Linked DNA regions of Mus musculus: region 1 is linked to region 2. Evidence: chromatin loops called from intact Hi-C (ENCODE). Cell type or tissue: heart. All regions are shown on one strand. Links, peaks and the distances in the headings refer to the core of each region. The heading gives the core; the rest is flanking DNA.

Evidence for each region. A loop is a pair of places that touch in the nucleus more often than their neighbours do. Peaks named below come from ENCODE experiments on the same cell type or tissue, not always from the same donor. Only the 100,000 strongest peaks of a DNase experiment are listed, where the experiment ranks them.
Region 1: a loop joins it to region 2, with 3 times the contacts of the local background. A loop is called at or near these places in 2 of 42 quality-filtered maps.

What each region holds. Positions count from the first base shown.
Region 1 is chr7:63,956,818-63,972,153 of GRCm38, forward strand. Gm39024 (a long non-coding RNA gene) reads left to right here. Exons shown (of 3, transcript XR_882156.1): 2 at 563-659; 3 at 1,518-2,538. It also overlaps the pseudogene Gm51514. Among named protein-coding and RNA genes, the nearest start is that of Gm39024, 8.1 kb to the left of the region's middle. In heart, for the core only: CTCF peaks have their summits at 7,548 and 8,442; a DNase peak (open chromatin) is centred at 8,434.
Region 2 is chr7:63,744,911-63,761,115 of GRCm38, forward strand. It overlaps Otud7a (OTU domain containing 7A), which reads left to right. Exons shown (of 14, transcript NM_130880.1): 12 at 9,722-9,836; 13 at 10,006-10,090; 14 at 12,400-14,117. The coding sequence ends at 13,821. Among named protein-coding and RNA genes, the nearest start is that of Gm39023, 100 kb to the right of the region's middle. In heart, for the core only: CTCF peaks have their summits at 7,326 (motif pointing right), 8,621 (motif pointing right) and 10,861 (motif pointing left); DNase peaks (open chromatin) are centred at 8,681, 10,111 and 10,851; H3K4me3 peaks cover 1,450 bases; H3K27ac peaks cover 649 bases; H3K27me3 peaks cover 3,221 bases.

The DNA.
Region 1 (15,336 bases), core at 3,652-11,651, 210 kb after region 2:
GCATTCACTGTGAGAATGTGATGCCTTGGCACAGCCTAGCACACCTTAAAGTACGTGTTTCTTTCCTCTCCTAAGCTTACAATCACTGTTCCCCACTGGTGACCTTGGAGACCTCAACATTACTTAGCCAGGGCCTATTCTCCAGACCCCTGGGGACAAGCCAAGATTCCTCTACCGTCACAGTATTGGGGAGGGGGGGGGTGACACCATGACCATGGTTAGTGAAGGCAGTGGGTACACGGCGGGAACCCAGGACAACAGCGGGTTGGGAGCAGGTGCTGGCAGCTGCTACAGGCCTTACAATGTGGCTTTGTCACTGGGGTGGCTTTGGAGCCAGGGAACGACCTGTGCTAGGGAACAATTCCCGAGGCTGTGCTCATGAGGGCTGCCAGATCACAACAAAGCCCGGGAGAGCCGTTGGGCAATCACTTTTGTCATGCAAATGAGGGCGGAGCATAGCCGCCCCCTCTGCCTGCATGCTAACCTTTTTGTGATTCAGATGAAGGCAGCCCGCTTTCCTGGGTCCCAGAGCTAGTTTAGCCTCTCCTTTTGTCCTTCCCAGGGCCTGCTGCCATGCTGCTCCGCTCTGACTCTCTGTGAACCCACAGTCTTACTAGACGTTGACAGGACCTGGGAAAGAAAGTCGAGACCAAAAGATGGTACTGTGAACGGTGCAGGTGGCTAGATCAAGGGCACTGTCTTGTAGCTCATAGGCAGGGGTGGCGAGGGGGTGGGGGTTGCTCTATGACTAGGTGGGAAGGCCAGTGTCAGGATGCAGAGAGCCTGGGGGGTTCTGAAGAGGGCTAGTCTAGGGCTCCTGGGCAGGCAAAGCTTGAAAGGGGATTGAGTAAGAAGTGAGAAGGACTGGGATCCCTCTGCCAGTACCTGTTGGCCTGGGCCAGCCTGCCCACGCATCCATAGGGGAGTTGCAGGTTCTCTCCTTGTTCCACCACACTGGCCTGGACAGTGAATTGTAAGTTCCCAAACTGCTTTGGACCTGCATTTACGTGAGAGATGATAGAAATGACCCCTGTTTTAGGCCTAGAGTGAGATGAAACAAAACAATCCAGACAAAACACTGAGTCGGTCTCTTGGCTCGTACTCGCCACATGGTGCGCACACTCATTTCGCAGTAATGCTACTTCTAGGAATTTCTCCTTCAAATAGTCTCACATGTGCAAAGTGGCATATGTCTGAGGTTATTCTCTGCAGATTGGTTTGGAACAGCCAGAGATTGGAAAGGTCCCAACTGCACATTTCCAGGGTGGGTTAAATGGATGCCGCTTGTGTACCCGTACCCATGTAATAGACAGTGGTCAAACAAAAGCCTGGCACTGGGCCGGGCTCCTGCGGAGCTGGGAGGTGAGCACAGGTCAGCTATCTTGTGAAAAGCCAGGAGTCAACACTCAAGAGTCTTGGAGGCTTGCTATTTTGCAGGAGCAGAGAGGGCAGTGGCCTAGGAAGAGGTGGGATATGGTACAAGCCCTCCTCCCCTCAGTAGACTTTCTCTCCTGCAGAAATAGGTTGCCTTGGGTGCCATGGGCACATAGCACTGCAGGATGGAATCACAGGACCAGTCACCATGACAACAACAGGCAGTTGCAATTTTCAGCCAGTGGAGTACTCAGAGTACAGGAAGAGGCTGCAGACCACCCCTAGGAGAGCTGCCTTTGTAGGCACACCCCGTATCTGAGGCACAGGGACTTCTCGGCCTCAGTCTCCCACCTACAGGATGAGAACATGGCAGGTCTGCAGAGTGCTACCTGGAGCGAGAAACAGAAAAGCCAGGAACACAAAAGAACACAAACAGGGCTGCCAACCTCCTGTGACAGATCCAAGTGGCTGCCTCAGCCCCCACTTTTTCAAGGGAGATGGGAATCCAATGCCCCTCATCAGAGCTGCCCACTTATAGCCCTGAATTTCTCCCATCAAAGCACCTAGTGGGTAAGTGAGTAATGACAGGAGATGGGGGACAGGCAGGTAGACTCCATGTGGGGCAGGAGGGCTGGAGTACCGTCAGCTTGGCTGTTTCCCACAGGTGTGTGAGTGCAGATGTGAGGCCCAGCTGGCCTGGCTGCTGCCCACCTGCTTGCCAAATCCCCTGCCACTCCCTCCATTCCCACCCCACCTTCCAGACTTGGAAACTGCTTGCTTCTGCAGTCACTGTAGCCTCCCTATCTGTGCAAGGGAAAAAAGGGTCTCCTGGAAGCAAACAGGGAGCAGTGGTCTTCACCCATGGCATTGAGCTGGCATCGCGTTGGCCATCGAGCAGTTATGATGGGTAGTTATGAGTAGCAGTTACAACGGTCATAGTGCTCAGCACCAATAAGGGCTGGCTCTGTGAAGGAAGGCAGATGAAATCTCACTCTGGGTGTAGCTATCCCAGCTAAGCTCTGCCCACCCCACAGTTACCTGGCAACAGCCAGGTTATGCCTGACTCATATAAAAGGCTTGCTTGCCCCCTCGGCTTTCTTTTGCTCTCTTGCCTTCTTGCTCTCCCTCTGTCCTCTCACCCGTTCCCCCTCTCTCCCCATTCCCTTCCCCCTCTCTCTCCATGTGCTCATGGCTGGCCTCTACTTCTCTCCTTTCCCTTTCCATCTCCCTCTGTTTCTACTATCCTCTCAACTCCCCTCCCCATGCCCTGAATAAACTCTATTCTATACTATACTATACTATACTATACTATCCTGTGGCTGGTGCCTCAGGGGGAAGGGATACCTCAGCATGGGCCCGAGGAGGCACCCCTTTCCCTCTTACATAACATAGTCCTTTTCTCCTTATCTTTTAACAAGACACCACAGTGGGTATCTTCTCTGCCCCAATGGGCTGAGGGTGAAATCTAGACTCCTTCATTGAGATTGGCCTTGTACATCAACATAGACTTGGGAAATGAGAAAGGCAGTCTAAGCCTCAAGGAACACAAGAGCTCTGGGAAGGTGCTGCCTGTATTTCTCTTCTTCCCCTGTAGACAGACATTCCCTCATGCTCTTCCTGCTGCAGGTTCTCAGGTGCAGTTTGGAGGAGGAGACAGGGGAAGAGAATAAAGAATGGTAGGCAGACCAGGCTGGATCAGACAGTAGCTTTCCTGTCCTTAGTGCCTCATGGACACCCAGCCTGGTCATCTATCACCTGGTGCAGTCTACCCACTCACTCTCATATAAGCATTAGGAAGCTAAAACTAGCTAAATATTTGGCAAGGCTAGGCTTGGGGCTGGGCTACTGATTTATCTGGGGCTCAGGTATCATGCTATGTCCCAGGTAACCCGAAAGGGCAGACGACCCTGTGTGGATAGCCATGAGTACTTCCAAAATGTTCAAAAATGTAAAGTGTTAGTAGCATATACTCAGGTGCTAGAATGAAATGCATAGATGTGGAGAGCCGTGCCGCGAGCAATCGCCATTATAAGATGGCGCTGGCTTCCACTGCGCCTAACTAGTAAATAAGCCTTATGCGCAAGTGCAAGAGTGAACTCACGCCTAGTCACTGCCCATCTCGCGGGGTAGTAATGGGGTGATGGGCGAGCAATGAATCAGGAACTGTCACGCCACATCAGGTGCTGAAACGTCACGCTGCGGGCTATATAAGCAGCGCCATTTTCACGTTCGGGGTCTTCCCTCCTGATAAGTAAGCAATAAAAGCTTTGCCGCAGAAGATTCCGGTTGTCCTGAGTGTGTTCTTGCTGGCGGGGACAAAAGCTCGGGCAATACATAGAGAATCCTCAAGCGTTCTCAGGGGACAAGACCTCTGACAGCACCACGGAGAGCCCTTTCCAGCTTCCGGCTCACTCAGTGGTAGGTGGCTGGTGGAGTTTGGGACCCTCTGTTGCACCTGCTCTTTAGCATGGGCATTTGTTTGTACTTGCCTGTGCCATCAGATCTTTTCTGGACCATCTGTGTCTTCTATGCAGAGGCTGGGCCCAGGGGAGCTGCAAGGCTTCTAAGGAGCCTGAGATCATGGCTCCCCACACAGGCAGAGACAGCCCCTTTTCCTGTCACCTCCCTGTGACTTTGGGGTGCTGGACTATGGGCATCATCTTTCCCTCTGTGATATGAGAAGGTGGAGGCTACCCAAGTCTTGCCTGGGTGTAGACTCCTTTTCACTATACAACAATTAATACCTCCCTCCACTTTTTTTTTTTTTTTTTTTTGAGACAGGGTTTCTCTGTATAGCCCTGGCTGTCCTGGAACTCACTTTGTAGACCAGGCTGGCCTCGAACTCAGAAATCTGCCTGCCTCTGCCTCCCGAGTGCTGGGATTAAAGGTGTGCGCCACCACGCCCGGCACCACTATTCTTGAACAAACTAAAACCCCTTCCCAAGAAAACGGCAGAAATACTGTGAGAAATACACACATGCCATTTAGAATCTAGTGCTAGTCAATAGAGCCTGTTTAAAGAGGATGTTTCTGGGGCTGGAGAGAAGCCCAGCAGTTAAGAGCACTTGCTACTTTTGCAGAATACCTGGGTTCAGTTCCCAGCAATCCATATAGCTGGGCTACTCACAACCCTCTGTAGATCCAGTTTCAGGGATCTGATGCCCTCTTCTGGCCCCCACAGACAGCTGGTATGCTCATGATACACAGACACTCGTGCAGGCAAAATGCTCATATATAATATAATAATAATAATTCATAATCACAAGTAATAAAAAGATTCTTTTTCATTCAGAGAAGAACAAATCTACTCTAATCACAAAATTTTGTCCAAAATTCACAAATAAGACTCTAGTATAAAAAAGCCTGCAGACGCCGGGCGGTGGTGGCGCACGCCTTTAATCCCAGCACTTGGGAGGCAGAGGCAGGCAGATTTCTGAGTTCGAGGGCAGCCTGGTCTACAGAGTGGGTTCCAGGACAGCCAGGGCTACACAGAGAAACCCTGTCTCGAAAAAACAAAAAACAAAAAAGAAAGCCTGCAAACAACCCTTAAAGAAATGAAAACAGATAAACAGACAACCATAATCTCCCCTCCAAGAACAAAAACAACAACAAAAAAGCGAGACACTAGATGACTACAGTTATGTTCTGGGGATTTTGAGTAAAACTTAAAATGATCTAGCTTTGGTAACCATAAAAGGCAGACCAAAATCCACTCAGACTGCCTTCCCCTCCTCTCACTCTCTCCAAGAAGAGAAGATGGATTGTTAATGGCACAGGGCAGCGGCAGGAAGCAGCACCTACAGCCAGCTTCACACACAAGAGGGAACTCCACCTCACAGCCTTGGGTGCCCTGCACAGAAAAACTTCTCTAGTAATGAACTATTGAGATGAGCTCTGTGATGGTTTGTATAAAGCTTGGACCAGGGAGTGGCACTATTAGGTGTGGCCTCATTAGAGTAGGTGTGTCACTGTGGGTGTGGGCTTTAATACCCTAGAACTAGCTGCCTGGAAGGGAGTATTCTGCTAGCAGCCTTCGGATGAAGATGTAAAACTCTCAGCTCCTCCTGCACCAAGCATGCCTGGATGCTGCCATGTTGCTGCTCTGATGATAATGGACTGAACCTCTGAACCTGTAAGTCATCCCCAATTAAATGTTGTCCATTACAAGACTTGACTTGGTCGTGATGTCTATTCACAAGAATAAAATGCTAGCCAAGACAATCCCTGAGAACAGTCTTGAGATTACGTTTCTTTTAGCTTAAACACTGACTCTTATGGTGGCTTCCGGGATGTATGGACCTTGCCAGGTCTCAGTGGCCCTGACCAAGATTGGTGCATTGGGCTTGAGCCTTGCTCATTAGACAGTCACAGCCCTGCACAGCCAGAGGAGTACGCAGTGCACTTCTTGACTTTTCTCTCTCTTGAGTACACTTGTCATTGTCCCCTGGGCTGGATTCTGCCACTGGCTAGAGAGTGGAGGGAGGAAGAAGCAGCTGGAGGGTCCCCTAGTCACTGCTACTACAGAGCCTTAGAAGCGTAATAGAACAAAGTCCAGAAATAGACACATTGCTTCTGGGCTTCCCTGAGCAGGGACACCCTCAGAGGAGACGTGAGGCTTATAGGTACCCAGATCACACGGCCTAGACATACAGTGGCTGATCTCTGTTGACACAGAGAGCTGGTCTTGCTGCTTGTCTTCCTGTCTCTTGGGTGCCTGGCATCAGCTAAGGAAACAGGCTTGCTCTTCCAGCTCCACACTGCCTCTCTCAGCCTCCCAAATCCACAGCCAAGGCTGTGAGATAAACACCAGGGGACCCCGATCTGTAGCTTCAGCCGAGTGTGTCTGTGTGACTTAGATTCACAAGCTGTGCAGAGAGCAAGTGACCCAGTAGCCAGGCAATGTACATTTGCAGTGGGATGAGTAGGATGTTATTCCTTGTCTAAGTGGATACCTGCTCAGGCACACTCACTTGGGAATCCTTTTTTTGTTGTTCTGGGAGATTGTCATCCCATCCAACCTCCCAGCTACCATTAACTACTATTGTTTGCTTTGTTTACTCCTGGGAGACTTCTGAGAGCCTCCTATAGACCAAGCAGTTCTTGGAGGCTCTAGTGCAGAGATCTTGACACCAAGTGTGTGTGTACCAAGGTTCCTATATTCTCCCAATCCCGAGAGACAGGGAGTGGAGTGTGTGCCCTGTCCAGGGCTTCCACAGTAGGGATGTCAGTACTGGCTTTTCAGAAGCAAGGAGCCACTCAGAGCTGGATCTGTCTCCACTGGTCTGGACATAAACTATCCATAGAACTGAGGTAGTTAAAAACCAGAAGACTGGAGTAAAAAGGGCCTTTTGCATTTTTAAGAATTTCCATACAACCCAAGGCAAAGGAAATACAAATATGAGAGCATTTCTAAATGGAGTGTGATGTGCTGCTGTGCCCTCAAATAGAAGAAGCTAAACAGCCCCTCCTCTAGACTCCTTTCTTAAGCACACCATCAAGGAAGAACCCCTGGTGGCCCTGGTGCTCGGGGGACCACTGTCTAGCCTGGTGAAATCTCCTGGGAGTGCAGGCCATTAAAACTGTGTAATGTGAAGCCCGGCATGGTGGCACACGCCTTTAATCCCAGCACTTGGGCAGATTTCTGAGTTCGAGACCAGCCTGGTCTACAGAGTGAGTTCCAGGACAGCCAGGACTGCACAGAGAAACCCTATCTCGAAAAACAAACAAACAAACAACCCACCCAAAACTGTGATGTGAAGTTGCAGAACTGGTGATAAAGCTTCCCACTGGGCATCCAGGCAGGTGGGCTATCCTGTGTACACTGAACAGCTACCCCTAGGAGGCTGAGTGGTGGGGTAGGGATGGGGACAGGCCAGGGGAGGGCTGTTGTTTCTTAGATCCAGGTGGCCTTACTGGAGTTATTCAGGCAAGAATTCTGCTCCTTCATACCCAATCGTCCCTTTGAAGACAACACTCAGACAAACGGAGCCAGAGAGAATGCAGGGTGCCTCCATCCGCTGAGGAAAACCTAAGCAGGTGCTTTCTGCACTGGGTGGACTAGCTAGTCACCAGCATCTCCATCCCCATAAGCTAGAGGGGAGAGTGTATGGTCCCAGCACTGTGCACGGGGTTCAGGAAGCCCAGGTACCTTGCGCTCCCTGCTGGGGGCTGACGAAACCCCTTTACCTATCTGACTACCCAGCATCTGCTCTCAATGCACCCAGCCAGCCCAGCCATACTATGGATTATTAATGCCAATTTTCATGAAGAAAAAAAAGTTTTTTGTTTTTTTTAAAATTGGAGTCTCACTATGTGACTCCTGGCTGGCCATAGACTAGGCTGGCCTTGAATTCAGAGATCTCTCTGCCTCTGTCTCCCTAGCGCTGAGATTAAAGGCATGTGTCCAGATATATCCATGAGTTAAAATTTTTATTTTTTAATTAATTAATTAATTAACTAATTAATTAATTAATTAATTTGAGAAAGGGTTTCTCTGTGTAGCCCTGGCTGTCCTGGAACTCACTTTGTAGACCAGGCTGGCCTCGAACTCAGAAATCCGCCTGCCTCTGCCTCCCAAGTGCTGGGATTAAAGGCGTGCGCCACCACCGCCTGGCCGAGTTAAAATTTTTAAGCAGATGAAAATAGAATCACCAATGTAATTTTCTCAGTATCTTTCACAAATACTCTATCAAGCCTTTATTATTTCATCTATAAAATGTGTTTTAACATTAAAAAAAAACTCATAAAAAATAAAAGCATGCATCACCATGAAAACGTATCAAAACTGTCTTTTTAAATTTCTCATTCTTCCTTTTGGGCTGGGGTTATCTGGAGAAATCCTCAAGATGGTTCTGTCGTGGCTGAGTGGCCAGGGAAATGGACCTTGTGCGTACAGACCCTGTTAGCTGATGCACTGTCGCCAAACTATTTTCCATATATAGGCCCTAGGGGTGTTGGGTGTTCCCTGAAGGATCCTGGATGCCACCCATGGGCTTCCTGGAGAGCGCCTGACCCAGGCCCTGGAGGAGTTGGCAGGGTACATTCTCCCTCTTTAGCCTGGCATCCCTGGCTTCCAGGACTGGTACTGCTGGCCAGCCAGGGCTAACCCAGACACTGATGTGTGTTTGAAGCCAGCTGCCACACAAAGCTGCATTGTGGACCTTTGGCTGGCAGGCACAGCACGTGACCACAGAGGGTGGGTGGCAGCCAGATGGGTGTGCCCCACTGCCTTCCTCTGGGCTGGATTCTGCATCCTTCCTTCTGACCCACACAGTGGAAGCCCAGCTAGTTAAGGAGCCATGCAGAATGAGAAAGTACCCCTAAGACCTCCCTCCCTCTGTGTCCCTCTGTGCTCTCAGCAACCAGGCCCAGCTTTACCCAGAACCTTATCCCTTTGTCTCTGTCACAGGCTTCTTATACCACAGGAGCTTGACTGTCACATTTTTTCCTGTGAGAAGGACCACAGGGACAGAGCAGGGCTTTGAGGAGTTGGCTGGAGCCTCAGCTCCCTCATTCCACCCCCACTCCCTTTTTTTTGACCAGTTGGCTCTGACTTCCTGCCTCAGTTTGGGCCACCATGGCTGGAGGAGGAGAGAAGCCCCTAAAGTCAGGGTTTCAACTTACCCAGAAGCGCAGTTTCACATCTGAGTAAAACAGCAAGAACCTCCTGCCCAAGTCACTGACTCTTTCCTTGAACTTCAGGCATGAGTGGGTCTCACAGGCAGAGACAAATCCATACAAAGACAGCCCCCCTCCACTGAGACCAAGTGAAGAAATGGTAGCTTTTCCCTAAGGGGAGTCTGTGTGCAGCTCCCAGACACATTCCTTTCCCTTCCAGACACCAGACAGCATGCATTGCACGTGGGGTGTTATAGCTCAGATGTGGAGTGTTCCCTCAAAGGTCTGGTTCCCAGCTGGATGTTTCTGCTTGGTGGTGGGACCTTTAAGAAAGGGGACCTACTAGGAGGAAGTTGGGTCACTGGAGATGTATCCTTGAGGCCCAGGCCCCTTCCTGTCCCTGCTTTGCCAGGCACCATGAAGACGACAGCCCCTTCATTCCACCCATACACTTCCTGCCTTGTGTTCTTTGTGCCACAGGCTTGAAGACTTAACAAGGCCAAGTAACCATCGGTTGACACCTCAAAGAAACAGGAGCTCTGGAATCGATTTTCCCACTTTTAAGTATGGTATCTCAGATGGTTCTGTCACAATTGCTGGGAACTGGCTGAGAGTTTTGTGGTTGGCCTTCTTGCCTTTCTAGCCACATGGTGCCTGAAGCCTAAGGAAGCTACAAAATGAGGCATCGTTTCTGTGTGCTAATGAGGGCTCTGGTGGCCAAGGTTCTCAGACAGCCTCAGGATGGAGATCCCCATACTAGACGGTTGGTAGTTCTTAGCCCCACCTTGACCTGGTGTCTTAGTCAGGGTTTCTATTCCTGCACAAACATCATGACCAAGAAGCCAGAAGGGGAGGAAAGGGTTTATTCAGCTTACACTTACACACTGCTCTTCATCACCAAAAGAAATCAGGGCTGGAACTCAAGCAGGTCAAGAAGCAGGAGCTGATGCAGAGGCCATGGAGGGATGTTACTTACTGGCTTGCTTCCCCTGGCTTGCTCATCTTTCCTTTCCTTTCCTTTCCTTTCCTTTCCTTTCCTTTCCTTTTCTTCTCTTTCTTCCTTCCTTCCTTTCTTTCTTTCTTTCTTTCTTTCTTTCTTTCTTTCTTTCTTTCTTCTCTTTCTTTCTTTCTTTCTTTCTTTCTTTCTTTCTCTCTCTCTCTCTCTCTCTCTCCTTCTTTCCTTTTCTTCCTTCCTTCCTTCCTTCCTTCCTCTCTCTCTCTCTCTCTCTCTCTCTCTCTCTCTCTCTCTCTCTCTCTCTCTCTCTCTCTTTCTTTCTTTCTTTCTTTCTTTTTTTGACTGGGTTTCTCTGTGTAGCCCTGGCTGTCCTGGAACTCACTTTGTACACCAGGCTGGCCTCGCACTCAGAAATCCACCTGCCTCTGCCTCCCAAGTGCTGGGATTACAGGCATGCGCTACCACTGCCCGGCTCAGCTTGCTTTCTTATAGAACCCAAGATTACCAGCCCAGAGATGGTCCCACCCACAAGGGGCCTTTCCCCCCTTGATCATTAATTGAGAAAATGCCTTACAGCTGGATCTCATGGAAGGCATTTCCTCACCTGAAGCTCCTTTCTCTGTGATAACTCCAGCTTGTGTCAAGTTGACACAAAACCATCCAGTACACCTGGGATCAGGGGCAGATGAAAAGACAGAACTTCTCATTAATGGTCAGCAATGTCTTTCACCATGCTTACCCAAGGAGACCTCTGAAAAGGGCTACAGAGACAGTTTTGAGAACTTCTGCTGAACCCATGGAGGATGGATGTCCCGAGGAAGAGAAGCGGAGGCTCATTGTCCCTTCCATCTACTCTGCCCTTTGCATCTCTCCTACCCAACCCTTCGTCTGCATGCCTCAGTACTACTCAGGCCTGAGGACCTGAGTCAGTTTCCAGGCTCATGTAAGGCTTTGGCTTCAATAAAACAAAATAAAGTAAAATGATATAAGATTCAAATACAAGTTAAAAAATGAAACCAGTAAGTGCAAGCAGTGTGTGTGTGTGTGTGTGTGTGTGTGTGTTTGGAGGTTTTTTGTTGTTGTTGTTTTCTGAACTCTGTGAGCTTTCCAATACATGTTTGAACCCAAGGAAGAATTCTTAGAAGCACACTGATTTGTAGCCCATGGGTCCAAAGCACAGGTGACAGGAAGGTGTCATAGCTGATATATGAGATGGGACTAAGTCCTCAGCCTGTGGGACAGAATGCTCTTGGTTTGTGGGATACCTGCTCAGTATCTACAGGGTTGGGGACTTGAGAGAGATCAGTGCTGTGTGTGTATAGAGCAGGGACACTAACTAAGTAGTGGGCTTTCCCGTCTCCTCTGCCTGGCAGCCTTGCAGGAGTCTGGGATCTGGGGAGCCAGACCAAGCTGCTCACCCTCTTTATGTGCCTAGGCCTGCTCCTTCTCCTGGCTAAAGAGACAGTTCCAGTATAAGCCTGGGTGGCCAGCATCCCACTCTCCAGCCCCTATGCAGGTCCTTGTCCCACATACCCAAGGCATGGTATCTTCTGAAGGTGGGCATTGCCCCACCCCGTGCTCCCCAGGTGGTGGCATGCTCCTCCACAGCTCACCCCTGGTTAGCTTTTATTCTCAACTTGACCCAGCCAAGAGTTACCCGGAAATAGGAAGTCTTAACTTAGGGTGTGCCCAGGTCAAAATGGTCTACAGTCTTTCATACCTGTGAGAAATAATCTTGATTGTACAGGTAGGATCAGACCAGAGTGGACAGAACTATTCCTTGGGCAGGTGGTCCTGGCTGTATAGAAAAGCCAGGCCTGAGGGCATGGTGGTGGCGCTGGGGGAGCTGGCCCTGCCTATTGTCTACTGTGCAGTGGTTGGACAAGGGAGAGATGCCCTCTTCCTCTCCCTCAATCTTCACCACAGGCAGATAGGAGAGCTGGGCCCCAAGGTAATGAGAGTGGAGAACTGATGCTGTGCTTCACTGGCTGCAACACTTGGGAGTGCCTGGGCAACAGGGTAGAGCTGGCCCTGGTTGAGGGGGTTACAGGTGAGCCAGCCCTGAGGGCATGAGAACAGGAGACATGGCCCTAGCCCTTGTTATCTGTGGCACTGGATGGGTCAGGACAGGAGTGCTGTCCTCAGTGGTGTGGATACAGGAGAGCTGGCAGACTGACCAGCTCAGACATTGCTTAGGCACATATCCGGGGCTTTAAGTTGGCCCACCCTAGCATCTACCCCATCAGTGAACTGCCAGAGTGTGTAAAGGGACTGGATCTACAGATCCAAAACTACAGGATCTCCATAACACAGGGTGACAATGGGATATCCAAGAGGAGACCCAGTGAAGTTTCAGTATTGATAGTGTGGCAAAAGCCAGAGGCCCCACACCAGACCAGAGACTCATTCGTTGCAATGGACATTTGCAAGCAAGGTGTGGACAAAAGGGTATAGTATGGAATACACAGTAAAAATTCCACACGGAGGTTTTGTTTTGTTTTCTCTGTTATGGGGGATGTTGAAAGGGTGGAGGGCGGGTACAAAGGGAGGGTAATTGGGGTGCATGATGTGAAATTCACACACACACACACACACACACACACACACACATTCAAACAAACAATAAAAAGTTTAAAAAAAAAAGAAGGAAGAAAGAAAGAAAGAAAGAAAGAAGGAAAGAAAGAAAGAAAGAAAGAAAGAAAGAAAGAAAGAAAGAGAGAAGAGAAAGAAAACAAGCTACCCAAGAGCCAGACAGAAAACAAGCCAGTAAGCAGCATTCCTCCATGGCTTCTATTTAAGTTTTTGTCCTGATTTCCCTCAATGTTACTTGGAAGTATAAGATGAAATAAACCCTTGTCTCCCCAAGTTTTAGCCATGGTGTTTATCACAGCAACAGAAAGCTAACCAGGACACACACCTCCCTTTTCTCACAGATGTCCCCTGCATGTGAGTGGGGATCAGTTCTAGCTGGTTCCTGCCACATCCCCACGACTGGGAGTCTGGGAGCCCCAATCCCACCAATAAGCATTGTACATTGGGAGTCTCCCGATGACATTTCCTTTCTGATAAAGCCGACCTGCAGGGAGCAATGGTCTAGAATGTTCCTTTTGATTTTTGCATCTCAGAATGTCACATCTTTTAACCAGCTTATGGTAAGACTGACCCCTGAGGACATCCAGGACTAGAAAGCTTCAACAGAGCCTGGGATGTGATGCTACACTGTCCACCGTAATGAGATTGCACATCTGGACTGCTGTGTCTAGCTTAAACTGGATTCGCCATCTTTGTAGCCCTACACATCCTACTTACCCCAGCCCCTGCAAAGCCTACTCTGACCCTCTGTGCTCTGGCCTTTAGTCAGGGTCCCGAAGGGCAGAGGTCATCCCTCCTAAATGGCCCTCTCTTGTCTGACCCTATGTCTGGTAGACAGGCCAGATGCCCATTTAGCAGCATTCATTAGAATTGGTTGAAACAATGCCCTTTTTGTGAAACCCCTGTTGTGAGCCTGTTTATATTGTTTATGCAATATCTTTAAGTCCACATGGTATTAGATATCTGAACTAGGAAAACATTTCTCCCTCCCCAGAGGTTAATTAACAGCTTCTATTACAGGTCTGTAACCTCTAACACACAATTCTAAAATCTAAGTATTCCTGAAAACCAAGACATTCTGTCTAAGTCGGTAGCAAATTCATTTGATGGCAAACCCTGACTGGGTTAGACATTGTGTAAAGACTGAACAGATATTTGCTTATTTTACCACAGAAATGTGAATCTTCTTAGTGACAGGATGCTGTCTTGAGTCCTGCAGAAGAGCTATTCAGTCCATAGCATGTGCGTATCCTGAGTGCCTAGACCTCAACTGTTTGAATTCAGAAATTCAGATACAGGCCCCTTCACACCCCTGTACCCCCACCCTCCTTGGGGCTTCCACTTACAGTGACAGAATGGACAGCAAGAGGTTTTTTTTGTTGTTGTATTGTTTTTTGTTTACCATTCTTTTTAAACCACACTCTTTGTTTGTTTTGTTCTGGCTGCTAAGGAGAAGGAATTTAAATAATTGAGTTTATTCACAGCAAATAGCTTTTGTCAAAAGTTCTTACTACAGTTGTTATCCTGCTTTTTTGTAACTTGTCTTTAAGAATTCTCTTTGACCCAGTTTTCTTTACTTGGTCTCTTGTATTTGAACCTGTCTTATAGCATTGCTTGTTTTCTGTTTGTTTGTTTGCTTGCTTGCTTGTTTTTCTTTCTTTTCTTTTTTTCTTTTTCTTTTTTTTTTAATGAAAGGAGTCACACTTACTGCAAATGAGTGAATCCAGAAGGATTCCAGGGACAACTGGGACAGATGGTCCCCAACGTCCCTTCTGCCAACCTGCCTCATAGGAGTGGGGGAGGGAGGGGCCTGTGTAACCAAGGGTTGATTCTCTGCTTGTCCCCTGTGTGCCCAGGGGAAATGAGGGCAGCCACCAGAGGCTACAGCTCTCAGTGGTTTCTCAGACAAATCATGCCTTCCTCACCAGCAGCCATCCAGATGCAGACACAGCCAGTTCTGCTCAGCCCAAGAAACAATTTACTTATCGATCCGCTGTGTGTGTTGACAAGCTTCTTCGATTTTTCTCAGCAGACCCTCTCTGTTAGGGAGATACCAAAATCACATTTGCACTCCATGGGTTAATTATCTCAAACTTATAGAGATATATGAACAATAAAGTACATACTTGGTTGCTATAACAAAAAGAGTGATAACTGTTGAAAAATGGAGACTACAGCTGGTCTGATCCTTTTTGTTGTTGTTCTTTTGTTATTTAGTTTTTTGTTTCGTTTTTGTTTTGTTTTTGTTTTTGTTTGTTTTTTTTCGAGGCAGGGTTTCTCTGTATAGCCCTGGCTGTCCTGGAACTCACTTTGTAGTCCACGCTGGCCTCGAACTCAGAAATCTGCCTGCCTCTGCCTCCCAAGTGCTGGGATTGAAGGCGTGTGCCACCACCGCCCAGCTTCCTTTTTTTTTTTTTTTTTTTTTTTTTTTTTAGTAAGAAAAATTTTAATTTTATTAGTATTTTAAAATTTTTGAAATTATGGGTGTACATTTATGCACGTGCATGTGTGTTTGCAGACTATGTGTGTTCTTGGTACCTACAAAAGCCAGAAAAGGGTGTTACAACTGAGTTTCCAGATAGTTGTGAATAACTATGTAGGTGTTGGGAATCAAACTCAGGTCCACTGGAAGATCAGTTAGTGCTCTTAACCACTGAGCCACCTCCGGGCCCATGTGTCTGATTCCTTTTTGGGGGCAATTTACCAGGGTAATATTCAGTTATGAATAAGTATAACTTTCAATACTTTGATGCATTAAAATTTGAAGACATAATCAAAGTATGTAAAACTTAATCTAA
Region 2 (16,205 bases), core at 3,280-11,279:
TTACTAATCACAGCTGACTTCTCAGCCCCAACTAAACAGCGTCAATCCCAGTAAAGCAAAGGCTTCATTTCCGTGGCTCTGGTCTCTTGTTAATCATAACTGATTCTTCATCTACAGGTGACCAAGAACTACAGGTTCTTAATTCAAATATATTTATCACATGAGTGGCCTTAATAGAGTCTTTGCTCTCCACTGAAACTTCACAAGCCAGGCCTCCATTATCTGCATTTCTTTCTCAACACTCTTACCTTCCAATTTGCCATATCACCACCCATTAAGCTCTAAGACATCAATAGCTTGTCCAATCCAAAGTTCCTAACATCTCCATAGTCCTCCCCAATCGTCATGGTCAAGTGCACCAAAACCAAATGGTAGAAGAAAGGGATTTTTTGTTTGTTTAGGGGGTTGTGTTGTTTGGTTGGTTAGAGGTTTTTTTTTTTTTTTTTTTAGTTGGTTGGTTGGTTGGGGCGGGTGTCTGTGTGTGTCTGTGTCTGTGTTGCTTGCTTATTTTTGTTTTGACCTACACACCATGGTTAACAGTCAATCATTGAGAGAAGTCACAGCAGAACTCAAAGCAGGAGCCAAGCCTGGAGACAAAACTGTAACAGAGACTATGGAGGAGTGCTGCTTCCTGGCTTGCTCTCCATGGCTTTCTCAGCCTGCTTTCTTACAACACCCAGGAACACCTGCCAGGGGTAACACGGTCTGCTCGCTGGGTCCTCCAGCCCTCCCACATCAGTTAGTAATCAAGATGGTGTCCCACAGACTTGTCTACAGACCAATCTGATGGGGCATTCTCTCAACGGAGTAATCTCTGCCCAAATGACCCTAGCTCCTGACAAGTTGACTAAAAAGGCCAACCAACACAGGTCACTTATCCAAACAGCACAGATATGTGATAAGCTAATCTGCACTACAGTCTGTGGGTGCTCAGACCCTATGTGGCACCCACATATCAGAGTGTATCCGTTACAGATGGGGGGTTACATGTGTCCTGAGCAATGCTCTCAAATATTTAAAGGTCTGCAGTTAATGGCAAGATTCCCAAAATAACCAATCAGTTCCATGCAGAGTGCCCACGAAGACAAGTGCAGCCTTACCTTGTCTCACTGCACTGGGTGCAGAGGGTGCAGGCATTCTCTGTCCCTGAATGTTGGCACTGGGCTAGAACAGCAGGGCTGGATCCACAGGCTCTGGGTGGTCTCATGCCATGTACTTTCCACGCACAGGTGATGTTCTTAGTTCTTACCAGAGGTGACTTCTTAGACTTCATCATCTTCCATCCCCACTTTAGGGGGGGGAGGGACACATGAGGAAGGAGAGCCCATCTCCAGGGAATGGCCACAGTGACATAGCATTAGAGTGGCCAATGAGTAGAGTGGATGCCATGCCTTCTAAAGGGGGACACTTGGCCCCCAACGACAGTTGCCCAGTGATTGGGTAGTATGCAAGTGCTAGAGAGGGGCCTGAGGAAGTGGTGTCTCAGGTCAACAGTGCATGGATTCACACAGCATTTTGACCTGGTGATGCAGGAGTCTTCATTGTTAGAGAAGGGGAGCAGGGGCTGTGGTACCTCGCAGAGGTGGAAGAGTGTGTGAGGTGACTGCTGAGATAGCTCTCCTGAATGCAAACATCTGGGCTACACCAAAGGCAAGAAACCCTGGGGCATCAGGTCAGACACTGGGAGAGGAGATAAGGTTGGCACCGGGCAGGGCAGCTTCAGACTCCAGGAGGAAGCCTGCAGATGGTCAGGTTTACAATTTGTTTATTGCAACAGTAAGTCAACACAAAGAACTTCACCAAGAGCACCTGGCAACCTTGTCTGTTAGACACAACACACATCTGTAAGAATGAGGCATCTAGAGATTCCAGGGAGCCAGTAAGTGTGTAAGCAGCTTGCTTGTCGGCTATATTTGATGTGCAACCCAGAGCACATTAATCCGTGCTTTAGTAGTTCCAGGTCAACAAATTGGGTTTTTTTTTTTTTTTTTACGCGATGCTAGAATCCAAATCCAGGGCCTAGTGTTCTACCACTGAGCCACACCTCCAGCCCTGACCGCATGCTTTAACTTGCAGTGCATTTAACAGTGCACACACTGACCAGTCATTTGTAAAGAGCCATACTTGGACCAGAGAAAGGTGTTGCCATCTGTGCCTGACACAACGGGATTTTGCTAATTTCCCATGGGTCTGAGGCACTGGTCTTGACATGGCTGTGTCCACTCATTAAGAACTGCATCTGATCTTTATACATTTCCTTGTGGCTTCCTCACCTCCTTCACACTCCACCACCACCTGCTGAAGAAAGAGGTGAGGGTAACAGGGCTTCTAGTTTACAGCCCAGGCTGTCACATTTTGGCACACTTGACTCTTGGCCCATAAACTTCACTAAAGATTGAAAGGAGGCCAGAGCCTGTGGGTGAACTTAATGGCGAACAAGCTCTACACCAGGTTGCATACCTAGAGCACACCCGTAAGAGTCACTGAATCTGCCTGTACCTTGACCTTGGATTCCTAGCCTCCAGGACTGAGAAGAAAAAAAAATCTCAGTTGCTTACAGGCCACCTTGTCTGCGGTGTTCTGCCACAACAGCTCAAGCTAGTGGCACGGGAAACCATACAGAAATGAAGGATCTGTGGTGCTAACGATGCCCTCAGGTAAAGGGAGTGGTCAGCCCTAAAGACAGTCCTGAGCTCCTGGCTCCTAAGAGCAGGTGGTGCCACTTGTCCCTGCATAGGGTGTCCTCCGTGCATGCCTCAGTTGAATGATGCTGGCCAAATGTTCTATCCACCAGATACCTGACACAGCAACCAGGGTCTTCAGAGAGCAGCAGCACGGATCCCTCAGGAAGCCTGGTGAAGCATTTGGGTGTCTGCACCTGCTGTGTAGCTCAGGAGAGGATGGGTAGGGCTTGAAGGAGAGGCTGGCAACTGGGCACACTCCTATCCTCCCACCTTTCTAAGCCCATGGCCAGTTTACTCCACATAGTTGACAGCTGCTGGCATCTCTCCAGGCTTATGTTGTGTTTCTGGGCCAGTGGGACTTAGGATAGGGCACACACCAATGGACTGGCAGATGTCAGCTACTAAGACAAGGGTGGCCAAGTGTCCAGCAAAACCATGTTTGCCCTTTCTCCTTTATGGTTGTTAGCGTGGTAGAGCACGTCCCCAGCCCCAGCTCACTCTCGTTCCCATAACCTGAATTCAGCTATAGCCTGAAAATATTAATTGGAAAATTCCAAAAGTCAACAGTGAGACCTCACTCACATTGCTTTTATATCTTATACTGTTGTATTTCATTAGTTATTGCTGTGAATCTCTTACTGTGACTAATTTACGAATTAAACTCCATCCTTGGTGTGTTCATGTAGAAAGAGCACAGGCAGTGAGAGAGTGAGCGCCATTGCTCAGGCACCCACGGGCCCATGAGATGCAGGTATGGCAGCTAGTGCATGTGTGGTGTGAACTTGCACGCAACTTACTGCACATGACTGCCTGGAGAACTGGTCCATTTACTGTTATGTAATGGTCCTCTTCTTTGTAACCATTTTTCATAACTCTTCTTTGTCTGATATTGGGTGGCTTCCCCTAGCTCTTTGTATTAGCGAGTGTCTTTTAAACTCCCTATATCTTTAGATTCATTATGGAATTAGTTTAGTGATGCAAGCTGCCTTTGCTTGTTTTGCTTTAATCGAATCTAACAATAATTATCTTTTGACATGTATTTAATTATATGAATGGTAAGGATGGGAGGAAGCCACCATCTTCGCTAGTCTTTTCTCCTTGCTCTGCCTGTTCTTTTGTTTTCCTTCCATGTCTTATTTTTGGATTAATTGTACTTAGTAACTCTATTTGCCCAGATTATTCAGGGATTACAGATAGACTCTTTAAGGAGATTCTATTTTCAAGTGATACTGTCTGCTTCCTGGGTTGCAAAGAAACTGCATCCCAGAATCCTCTCACTCTCTGCACCACCTGTTCACACACTCACACACATACACACATATGCATGCACACACACAGAGAGAGACACACATACACTTACACACACACATGCACGCACACACACAGACACACACAGACACTCATACACACTCACACACACATATACACATATACACACACATATACACACACTCACACATACACACATACATATACACACACTCACACACACATACATATACACACACTCACACACACATACACACACATATACACACACTCACACACACATACACATACATATACACACACTCACACACACATATACACACACTCACACACACATACTCATACACACATACACACACATATACACACACTCACACACACATACATATACACACACTCACACACACATACATATACACTCACACACACACATACACATACATATACACACACTCACACACACATACACACACATATACACACACTCACACACACATACATATACATATACACACACTCACATACACATACATATACACACACATATACACACACTCACACACACATACACTCACCATGGATGAAAGCTGGAACTGCTCTCTTGGCTGCAGAGATTTGGTTATCTCAGAATTACTAAAAGGAAGAAAAAAGGGAATTTGACCTTCACCTTCATTTATTCCATTTCCATCACTCTAGGTAAATTTAAGTCATTACTGGAGACACCTTCCTTCTTCTTGTTGCGAGATTTTCACACTCCCCAGTGCAGATAAGCAGGTGGAAAACTGGCGTCTTTGGGTTTGAAAAACCTTTTGATCACCTTTCTCTCAGAGCTTTGCTGGAGTTAGAATTAGCAGCTTTTCTTTCATCCCTTTATAGACATCACCTTTTGCTTTTTCTGCTTACCATTGAACTGTAGGCTCCAAATCTTATCCTCCTTTCTCTGTATCGAACGTGCCTTTGCTCTCGGGAGTTTTAATTTGCTGTGGGAAGGGATGTATTTGTTGTTACATGGCTGCTGTTATTGTCCCTATTGATATTCTCATGGCTTCCCTGATAGGTGGTGTCTTAGTCAGGGTTTCTATTCCTGCACAAACATCATGACCAAGAAGCAAGTTGGGGAGGAAAGGGTTTATTTGGCTTACACTTTATACTGCTGTTCATCACCAAGGAAGTCAGGACTGGAACTCAAGCAGGTCAGGAAGCAGGAGCTGATGCAGAGGCCATGGAGGAATGTTCATTACTGGCTTGCTTCCCCTGGCTTGCTCAGCTTGATCTCTTATAGAACCAAGACTACCAGCCCAGAGATGGTCCCACCCACAAGGGGCCTTTCCCCCTTGATCACTAATTGAGAAAATGCCTTACAGTTGGATCTCATGGAGGCATTTCCTCAACTGAAGCTCCTTTCTCTGTGATAACTCCAGCTGTGTCAAGTTGACACAAAACTAGCCAGTACAGGTGGGTCTGTTTGGTTGGGTTTTTTTTTGTCTGTCTGTCTGTCTGTCTGTTTGTTTGTTTGTTTGTTTGTTTGTTTGAGTGTATATGTTTCTTAACATTTTTCTCTGCCTTGCTCTCATTTCTCTGGAGTGACAGTACACCGATCTTAAGTTGTCTATCACTGACCTGCAGTTCTTGGGTGCTCTGCCTCCTGCCCAACCTTTCCTACTTTGTATTTCAGTATGGCTGATTCTGATTGGTCAGTCTTGATGTTCATCGTCTTTCCTTGGCTGTGACTCTCTCAAAGCTGTTCTTCATCTGTTTTAGTTTGTTGTGGGGTCTGTTTTGGTTTTGTTTTTTACTGTTATTGTTTTATTTCTAGCTCTTCTCTTTGATACTTTCTTCTCTCTACAATCAGATATCAATTCCTGCATGGTGCCCACAGTATTATAGACGGATACATTCAGTCCCCAATAGCTGCAACACCTCAGTTGTGTCTAAGTTGGCACCCACTGGTATTCTGATGCAAATAAAGTGGAGTGGGCTGCACTTGCTCTAACACTGACGTGATATGAGACGTGAGCATACATACCATAGTGTTGTGTCTTTTTAGAGAATTGGGCCCTTTAGCATTGTCTCTGGTACCATAATGATTTTCATAAACCAGGTAAGGTGAAAGATAATGAAGTGGTGTCTTTAAAGACGAAAGAAAAACTTCTATTCTCAAATTATCTATTAAATAGCTCCATGGCATGCAGGAGTCATGCTTTCTCAAACAAAAGAGAACAACTTCACGCCTGCACACCAGTGTTAGAGTCTTCTCAACACATTAGAATGTGGGTTTCTTTCCTCCTTCCTCAAAGGTTGTTTTGTTTTGTTTTGTTTTGCTGAAAGTCAGTCATTTTTCTAAGCAGAGAAGACTGGGGAAATCACTTCGTTCCTGGAAACAGGCACACTTTTTTTTTCTTTAGTGTGCATGTTGAAAGCTGTCAGGACACACAAGGCAGGTCACCCCCTCCTGGTAGCACAGAACACTGTCCTAACTGTACCCCGAGTTTGTGGACCTGAGCTCTGCAACTTGTGCTCCTGCTCCTTGGTGGAGAGGAGAGCGCAAGCTCTGCAGAGAACACACCTTGGGATGTTTGCCCATCTTCTGTGGGGCTGGGGGAGGTGGAGGGTGCACCCATGTTCTCATGCTTATGGGAGCCAAAGGTCAATATTGTGTCTTCCTCAGTCCCTTTGTGCCTTTTATTTTGAGACATGGTCTATTGCTGATGTAGCTCAACTGGCTGTCCAGCGAGCCCCAGCTCCTCCTATCTCAAGCTCCCCAGCCCTGAGATTACAAGTATGAATTTTTGCACCTAGCCTTTAATAGGTGCTGGGTTTTGAAACTCATGTTTTCAAGGAGGAGAGTTTACCAACTGAGACATTCCTCTAGCCCCTCACCCATCCTTTTTGTGAACACCATGCTCAGTCCTATAGATGGGAGCCTGTAAGAGCCAACTGGTTTCTTATTTCTCTTTTCTAGAGGAAGAGCCTGCATAACTTCACTGGCTTGCATTCTTCTTTCATGCATATAACACATCTAGCTGAGTTCTTCGTACTGGGGTCAAGTCAACCCCTCCAGGTTGTCTCCACCTTCCCTCAGAGGCATTTTTCTTTCCTTCAAATTTGAGTCACTTAGACTGGCTGAGCCATCCACTCAGGGGTAGGCTAAAGACACGCTGAGAATCTGTAGCTTTCTCATTGTAATGGTAACCTCAAGCAGAAATATCCATTGTGTTTCATAGAATGAAAACTCCAAATCTTCATGGGCCAGTTAGAGATGCTGTAGTAGGCTTACAGGCTAAATGTAAGAGAGAGTTCTTTCCAAAGCAAACCGAAGAGTAAATCCTCTAAGGCCCATTTTGAAAGCTGTTGCTGTTATTGACATTTGCCACCAGGGGGTGCTCTATGATGCCGCCATTTGTTTGCCTGGGTAAAGCAGATGTTTTTCCATGTACAATGGGACAAACATGAAGTGCAATTGATGCTCATGAGGACAGCCTGTTTTTGAGATGCCCTTGGCTGCACCTCCCCTCAGCCTTCAAACAGGCAGCAGCTCATACTCGAAAGATCAGGTGTGAGCTGTATGTCTCCAGCCCCTCACTTAGGACGTAGTCTTCACCCCAGGACAGGAGAGTTGACAGACTGTCAGACTCTTTCTAGGTAGCCAGCACTAGAATCTTCAGATGTATTTCAGTTGTCTTCTCAGAGTAGACAGACCAGGAACCCAGTCCAGGCTATCTGCTGAGGGTAAGAATCCCCAGGCACGCTGTAGCCGTAAGGTAAGAAAGCTGGGACGTCCTGGTTTAGGTAATTTATCAGAAACCAGACAAAATCATAGTGGCTCAGGTTGGGCTCCCAAGTCAACAAAGCCTATGCTGGAGTTCTGGTTAGCAGACAGTTCTTCTCCCAATGAGGTTCAAGAGCCTGCTCCTGACGTCATATACTTGCATTGTCTGTGTAGGAGACATGGGCAGAGAGGGAAACGTCCCCTAAGCCTGGCCATATTGCCCAGAACTGACCATATTACTTTGCTCACAGCCTGTGCATTCAGCTAAGCAAACCACTCCCCACCACACCCCCTTGCTAAGAGGATGGAAAGTATAGTCACAGCTGGCCCATGAAGGGGTAGACAGCCTGACCCAGAACACCCAAATTATACCCACAGGAATTATTTCTGACAAGTTATTATCCTCTATAACAATCTTTTCCAAAACACCTTGATTTGAAGATCCACAGGGAAGCTTATTTACAACGTAGCCCTCCATCCTGATTCAGGACCCTTGCGTTGGCCCTCTGTATGAAGTACAGATCCCTAGGGGACACAATTCTAGTGAGTCTGGGATGCAGTGTCCCTAAGGATCACCTCTGCTGTCCCCCAGCCACCGGTAGGAAGCCACACCAAAGCCTCAATGTGTGTTTGCTGACCTACAAGACAGGCTGAGCTCAGCCCTGGAAACGAAAGCCACATCAAAGCAGAATGAGATGTCCCAGTCCCCTCCCCCGTCAGACCTTACCTACACTGCTCCATGGCTGGCCACACACAAGGAAAACCCCTAAACTGGCTGGTGATCCACAAAACTGCCTTTCATCTGTTTAGGTGGGAAGAAAGGGGGTGGGGTGGGGGGGGAGAAGCAGTTTGCACTCACAGTCTCTTTAGAAACACTAGAGGGCAGCATTGAGTCGCATCTAATTTCTCAACTTTGCAGTATTGGCTCCTGGATTTTCTGTGTTTTGTTTGCCTTTTTGTTCTTGCCATGGCACTGCTAGTATGAATCATAGGCTACGGGCAAGCAAAGGAACAAAGCAGCTGCCAGGGGCCCTGAGCTGGGCTTCTCTGCGGTGGTGAGACTCCAGAGGGGTGGGGCATCCTGAGCGAAGTGACAGAAAGGAGACTGGTACTCATTAGGAAGGTGGAATTTGGAAACCATCTCCACACTTCTTCCTGTTCACTACCCCTGACAACACCCTGAGGAGAAAGCAGATGTGACATTAAGGATTCCATTTGCTAGGAGCAGGGATCCCTCGGGAACTCATCAGATCTCAGTACACCTGTAGGTAGATACTGACCCCACCCATACTGGTCTCGGTGGCTGGTGTGCCTCTGTCCAGATGCTTTGTGGTGAACCAGCTCCTCTGAGAAGTAACAGGCCAGACTCCCCCACCTAATCACCACCGCCACAGAAGGCTCCCTCTCTGCTCCCCTTTTAAAGGGGCTGTAGGCCAACACTGCCTCTCCTGGACTTGTCACTAGATGCTTTCTGTAGGAGCCTGCTGCCTGGTCCTATGCAGATGAGCTCCCTGGTGGGGGCGGGGGGTGCAGCCCCCACCTCCAGTCTTGCCTCAGCAGAGCTCAGCTCACACCTCTCCCAACTTGCAAATTCTGCCCTTCTCTGAGATGAAATGGAGGCAAGGAGCAGGTCATCCAAAAGTGGCCTTCCGTGGTTCACCACACCCATCTGGGTTTTTCTTCGGAAATAGCAAAAGCACCCATAGCTTTTTCTCATCCTGACAGCAGAGAGATGCCTGCCCTCTAACAGAAAGAGACCCTGTCAGTCCAGGTGATGCCTCCACCTGCTTGCTCTTCGCCTACATAATAGAAACAAGTTTGAAACCTATAGTCTTAACATTCGTGGTATGCAAGTTCTGAGTCTACCTTCTGTCTCCATTAGGTTACCTGCCCTGGGACAGCTATTTTTGAATTTCTGAGCTCTGAACTCTGCTGGTGCCTCCAGCCTCCTGGCAGGCAGATGAGGTGCCTGTCACCATGCCTCTCTCTTCTGTTTCAGCTGTGATCCCTCTGACGGATTCGGAACACAAGCTGCTGCCCTTGCACTTTGCTGTGGACCCGGGAAAGGACTGGGAATGGGGGAAAGATGACAACGACAATGCCCGGTTAGCCAAGTAAGACCTGCCCCGCAGTCCAGTCCGGACCCCAACACCCTGCGGGAGAGTGGTGGTGACAGGACTCCTGTTGGGATTTGGGGGACTAAAGGGCAGGGAGAGGATTGCACGCGCAGGCGAGTGAGCTCCTGCCACCTCCGGAGCTTCTCACTGGGTGTTCTTTTGTCAGCCTCATCCTGTCCCTAGAAGCCAAGCTGAACCTTCTACACAGCTACATGAATGTGACGTGGATCCGCATCCCCTCCGAGACCCGGGTGAGCCTCGAGTGCACGAAGCCCCACCCAGTGACCGGGCAGCAGCCGCTCTGTGCGGTGCGGGCAATGCTGTGCCTCCCCAAAGTCTCCACGCAGCGCAGCGCTCGGCTCCACGCCTTGGGGAGGTCCCACACCTTCATGCCCCAGAACCGGACCCAGCTACTGATTCCTAGTCCAAACACTTCCTCCCGGTGGGAGGCGGGCGCGTATTAGGGGCCCTCCCTCTCCCCCACCCCCCTCCACCTCTTATTTTACACAGCAGGAGAAGAATAAACACACCCACTCACAAAGCAAACCGTAGGCAAGTCAAAACACAAAACTATCTCTGCAGAGATCGGAACAAAATGTGCCGCGGCAGAGCGGAATTAATTATAACTGTGTGTGGATCCTTAGAAAATCTAGGGAACCAACAGCGCTAGTCCTCAGCGCGCGCCCTTCCCCTCCCTGAGGCGGAGGTGGCCTCCGGTGGAGCTAGCAGAAGGCGGAGAGACGCGGACCCATCCCGGGGGTGGGATGGGGGTTGCCCCTGCTTGCAGATGCTGAGAGATTCTTTTTAAGTTTGTGACTGATGTTTTCATAATCTTGGGAGGGAACTCCCAAGGGAAGGGATTTGTGAAAATTGCTTGCAAATAATTGGTCCTCCCTGACATCCGTTTACTTATGTATCCAGCGGATTCAAAGTACTGAAAGGAGACATCCCGCTGAATGGCTCCTGCCCCACTGTTCTGATTGCTCACTTCCGCTTCGCCTGGACATCATCCAAGTAGGGCGCCCCCACGTGGCTCTGATTCGCCATGTTCTTGGGGCACAAGAGACAGCCAGTCAGTGACAGAATCTTGCCTCTCTCATGCTGGAAGGTGCCACTGTGCCCCAGGATGATGCTCTGTAGCACCTACGTGGTATGCAATGGCAGCAGCCCTAGATCCATAATCAGTACCTTCCAGCTGAGCACATCTTTTCCCTACAAAGAGCAGGATGCATGGCCAGACCTTGGTGACCTCCATATCAAGTACAAAGCTCAGCAGACAACCCCACTGCTAAAGGGCACACAGCCAAGGCCCCTCTCTTACTGGGGCCCCTTTCCCTGTTTCAACCTTGAAGCTGACACTCTTTACCATCCCCGGCAAGCCAACCTAAAACTCAACTCTCTCCAAACTCAAGTGAAAGGAGGGATTTCTGCCTGGGTGGTGGTCAGCACAGGTCTGCCAGCCTTGCTTCTACTGACCTAGCCACAGCAGCTCATCCTTCTGGAACCTGCTTGAGCAGAGGAAAAGAATAAAGTGAGGAGCAATGGCTTCTCCCTTCTCTTCTAAAGACCAGAAAAGGCCTGCCCAGGCATGTACTAGTTCCTGACACACCCAGATGCAGGCTGGAGAGATGCTGTCTTTCCAATGACTCTCCTCACAGGAAGGTCCCTCTTTGGAGAACTTATGGCAGCTGCCTACCCAGCATGACCTCCTCTCATAGCCTTCTCAGGCTTGCCACCTATCCCAGAGATTGGCCTAGCCATGCTCTGCATGGTCTCGCCCTCACTGGCTGCCCCCAGGTAGTGTCGTCCAGGTTATTGTCCATGGCATTCCTTCACTAGTGCCATCCCACAAGACCCCACATCCTCACTGGAAGCCATTTCCAGCATCCTTTTCAGCTTAGCATTCCATTTGTAGTTAGAGAAGGGAACTCCTGAAGTAGCATGTCATAGCTGGATAAAGGGAGTGGTGGTCCAAGATGAAGAACGGGGTTTAGGGCAAGGTGCATAGCCCCTGCTTGGAATAAGTAGGTGATCCATCTGTGTGGGAGAGATGCTGTCTTCCTTGCTGCCCTCTGCCTTTACACGGAGATCTGGGACATGTTTCTAATGGTGCCAGTAGTCTGACCATGGAGGAAGGCCAGAGTGTGGACCTAGTGTTTCTTTATAAAATACACTGAGGACACCAGCTAGGTCATGGGCATTCTGGCCCTATTCATCCACTCAGAATTCTAGACTTTCTGGTATCTGTGAATTCTAAGAGAAAGTTCATGTATCCTCCCTCAAAGGATGGGCACTGAGGTTTGAGGTCCCTACATAGCATTCTGTCAACATCTATAAGCCTGTGTCCAACCTTACAACAGTTAAGTGCTCTGTGGGCTCCTATTCCATAAACACCTCCATCCCTCTCTGGTAGACAGCCCCCACCCCCAACACCTACAGCAGCAGAGTCCCCACAAAGAAACTCCTATATCCCAGTCTCAGCTCCACCTGTGTTCTTGGGGCCTACACGAGGACAGCTTTTCTGTATGTAACCTTCCTTTCTTGCCTTCCCTCCCCACAGGCTCCCCTTGCACAGCCAGAGTCTCCAACGGCCTCAGCAGGGGAGGATGTACAGTCCCTGGCGGAATCGCTGGACTCGGACCGCGATTCTGTGTGCAGCAATTCCAACAGCAATAATGGCAAGAATGGTAAGGACAAAGAGAAGGAGAAACAGCGCAAGGACAAGGACAAGACGCGCGCGGACTCCGTGGCCAACAAGCTGGGCAGCTTCAGCAAGACGCTGGGCATCAAGCTAAAGAAAAACATGGGCGGGCTAGGCGGCCTGGTGCACGGTAAGATGGGTCGTGCCAACTCTGCCAACGGCAAAAACGGCGACAGCGCTGAGCGCAACAAGGAGAAAAAGTCCAAGTCGCGCAAGGGCAGCAAGGAGGAATCGGGAGCGTCAGCGAGCACCTCGCCGTCGGAGAAGACCACGCCGTCGCCCACGGACAAAGCGTCGGGAGCGTCGCCGGCCGACAAGGGGAGCGGGTCAAGAGGCGATGCCTGGAAGTACAGCACGGACGTAAAGCTGAGCCTCAACATCCTGCGCGCCGCCATGCAAGGCGAGCGCAAATTCATCTTCGCCGGCCTGCTGCTCACCAGCCACCGGCACCAGTTTCACGAGGAGATGATCGGCTACTACCTGACCAGCGCGCAGGAGCGCTTTAGCGCGGAGCAAGAACAGCGGCGGCGGGACGCCGCGGCGGCTGCCGCAGCAGCCACGGCCACCGCCACGGTCAAGCGGCCAGCGCGCAGGCCAGAGGCCGAAGGTGCGCCGGGCCCGGAGCGCGCCTCGCCGGGCCCGACAGCCGCGCAGCCCACGCAGCTGGTGCTCAAGCTCAAGGAGCGGCCGAGCCCCGGGACTGGAGCGAGCGCACGGGCGGCTCGGGCGGCGGGCGGCGCAGCATCCCCGGGTCCGGGCGGCGGCGCGCGACGCGCGGCTCCCGGTACGGGCGGACCGACTCCCGGCCGCAGCCCGCCCGCGCCCGCGCGCCAGAGCGTCATCCACGTGCAGGCGGCGGCCCGGGACGAGGCGTGCGCGCCGACAGTGGGCGCGCTACGGCCGTGCGCGACGTACCCGCAGCAGAACCGCTCGCTGTGGTCGCAGAGCTACAGCCCAGCGCGCAGCGCGCTGCGCACCGTCAATACAGTGGAGTCCCTGGCGCCCGGAGGAGCGGACGCCCCGGGACCCGCGGAGCACAAGTCGCAGACCTACAGCAACGGCTTCGGCGCAGCCCGCGACGGGCTGGAGTTCGCCGACGCCGACGCGCCGGCCGCGCGCTCGAACGCTGAGTGCGGCCGCGGAGGCCCGGGGCCCGCTCAGCGGCGCTGCCAGCGGGAGAACTGCGCGTTCTACGGGCGCGCGGAGACCGAGCACTTCTGCTCCTATTGCTACCGAGAGGAGCTGCGGCGGCGGCGCGAGGCGCGCGCGGCGCGACCCTGAGCCGTCCAGGACTGCTTTTTCCATCCTGTGGGTCTTTTTTTACTTGCTCTGGTCAGCCGAAGGGCCGGCGCCTCCTCGGTCAGTGCCGTGTACGTGTTTGGTCAAACGTTCCTAATGGTGCCTGAACCTACACTGATGCCACTCAGGTAGTAGACGGATAGGAAACAAGTCATACTGTTGGAAGTGGGTGTGCTAGCCTAGCATCTGCCTCGTACCTGTGGAAACTCAATAGCCATTGCAAGAGTATTTTTGTTCCTCTATACGAGAAATAAAGAAAATCGCAGCCCTTTGTTTTTAGAAGGGAGTGTTTTACATGCTTTTTTTTTCCTAACCTAGGGACTGACCTCTTCCAAGTAGCGGTCACTTGCGTGCAGTTGGTAGCACGCAGGGTGTAGAAGCAAACGCGCAGCCTGGCCTGAGGTGGAGCTTCCTCTGCAGCTCCCACCTGCTTCCCACCTGGGTCCCTGGAGACCTCCAGCAGTCACCTTGCTACCTGCTGACGCTGGCCCCCTTAGGACTCCCCACCGCCATTTCATAAGCAAACCCTCCTCCCACAGCACCCCCTATCTCTGATCCCCCACCCCTCCCGCTCGAGCAACATTCACACTGCCGTCCAAGCTGCGGGCGACCACAGAATGGGCACCGGACAACCTACCTCTCAGGGCACGGTGAGGTGTAGCGATCGCTCCCAGTGCCGGGCAGCTCAGGTGACAGGGGCTTCCCAGAGACACATGGGGTGCAAAAAAAAGCGGGGTCCTGAACTCACAATCGGACCGGCCCACCTATGAGCCAGCATGATAGACTGGTCATATCTCCTTTGAAGATATGGAGTGAACTGTCGCTGGAGGGCCCCTTAGGAGGTGTGATCACATCCGTGCCGCAGAGGAGGGGACAGAATTGACCCCTTGGTCACTGTGTCAGCCCATTGGGCTGCTTTGAACCCAGCCTAGCCTTCTTCCCTAGGGCAGGGGCTGAGAGAGTCCAGGAGGGAAGGGAACCACCCCTACCCCACCTGCCTCTGTCAGGGTTCAGCCGGGTTAAAGGGCTCTCTGCTGGTGGAGACCCTTCCCAGAGCGGCCCTGCTCCTGGCTCCATGCCACACTGAGGGAGCAGCCAAGTCTCCGAGCAGTCTCCTTTTTGGTGCCTCCTACCTTTCTTGAGGAAAATTTAAAAATAATAATAATAATGTGTCCTTAGCTACCCTGTTTTGAGCAGCAATATGCAGCCTCTTCCTTCCACGATTACCTCTGCAGACCACTGTTCTTGGCCAAGGACACTGAGGAGCCAGTCCTCACTAAAGAGCTAGCGAGCTTGCTTCCAGGACATATGGAGGAGATGGGTAACCTTCTCACTAACGAGACAATACTTTCATACCTGTGAGAGCTTTAGACTAGCCCGTGATAGCCCTAAAATGAGAAAGCACCTGCTTATCCTCAGAAAGCACGGGAGCTGGGCTTATACCTTCATTGGAGCCAACTCCTGAAAGGATGCTTCATCCACTGACATCCAGAGCAGCAAAAGCAAAAAAAAATAAATAAAATAAAATTTTTCAAAAGATGGGGAGGGATTTTTTTTTACTTGTTTGGAAAATTATAATAAAACAACTGAGTATCTCCTGTGAGTAATTTCTTTTTTTGTTTTTAATTATTCCACAGGCTGAGGAGTCTTCAGTAATGTATTCAAGTTTTGCATAAAGTGGTTCCTTAAATCAAAGTTATTTATTAAATAGAATCTTTAAGAAGTCCTTTTCAAAGTCTTACTTTTCGTGCTGAACACGATACTTTAAATGTGTGGTGATAACTAATATTCATGTTCCTGATAGTACTGGGGTCTCTCCTTTTACTTAGAAAAGAAAAAGTGATTCTCAAAAAAAATCTCTTGCTGAGAGGGTTGGTGGCAGCTTTGAGGAGTGGGGGACAGTTTCTTTAGAACATGACACCTGAGCAGCTGCTTCACCCACCAAAGCTCTAGGTCACAGAAGCCTCTGGCCAGCACAGCACTCTAGCTCAACTCTCGAAGCAACCTGACGAATATTCTCGCGTCCATTCAGAAACCCAGTCCTTATCCACTGGAAGTAGACATTCATGTTTGTCTTTCTCATACTGTGATATTAAAATGGCTGGCTATACAAACCCTTTATCTTTCTCATGCACTCTGCCAGAGAAGATAGATAAATAAATAAACAGGGTAAACTGAGAATTAACGTAGATTGTTGTCATAGAGGAAACCCTCCCAAACAGGACAGTGGCTGTGTACTCTTGACGCATGATGGCTCTTATCTCCTTCGTGGCCAGATTACTTCTCCCTCTTCCATCTTATGATGAATGTGCCGTGCAGAAGAACCAAAGGCATAGACCCAGAATGTAGCCCTACTATTCTGGCCA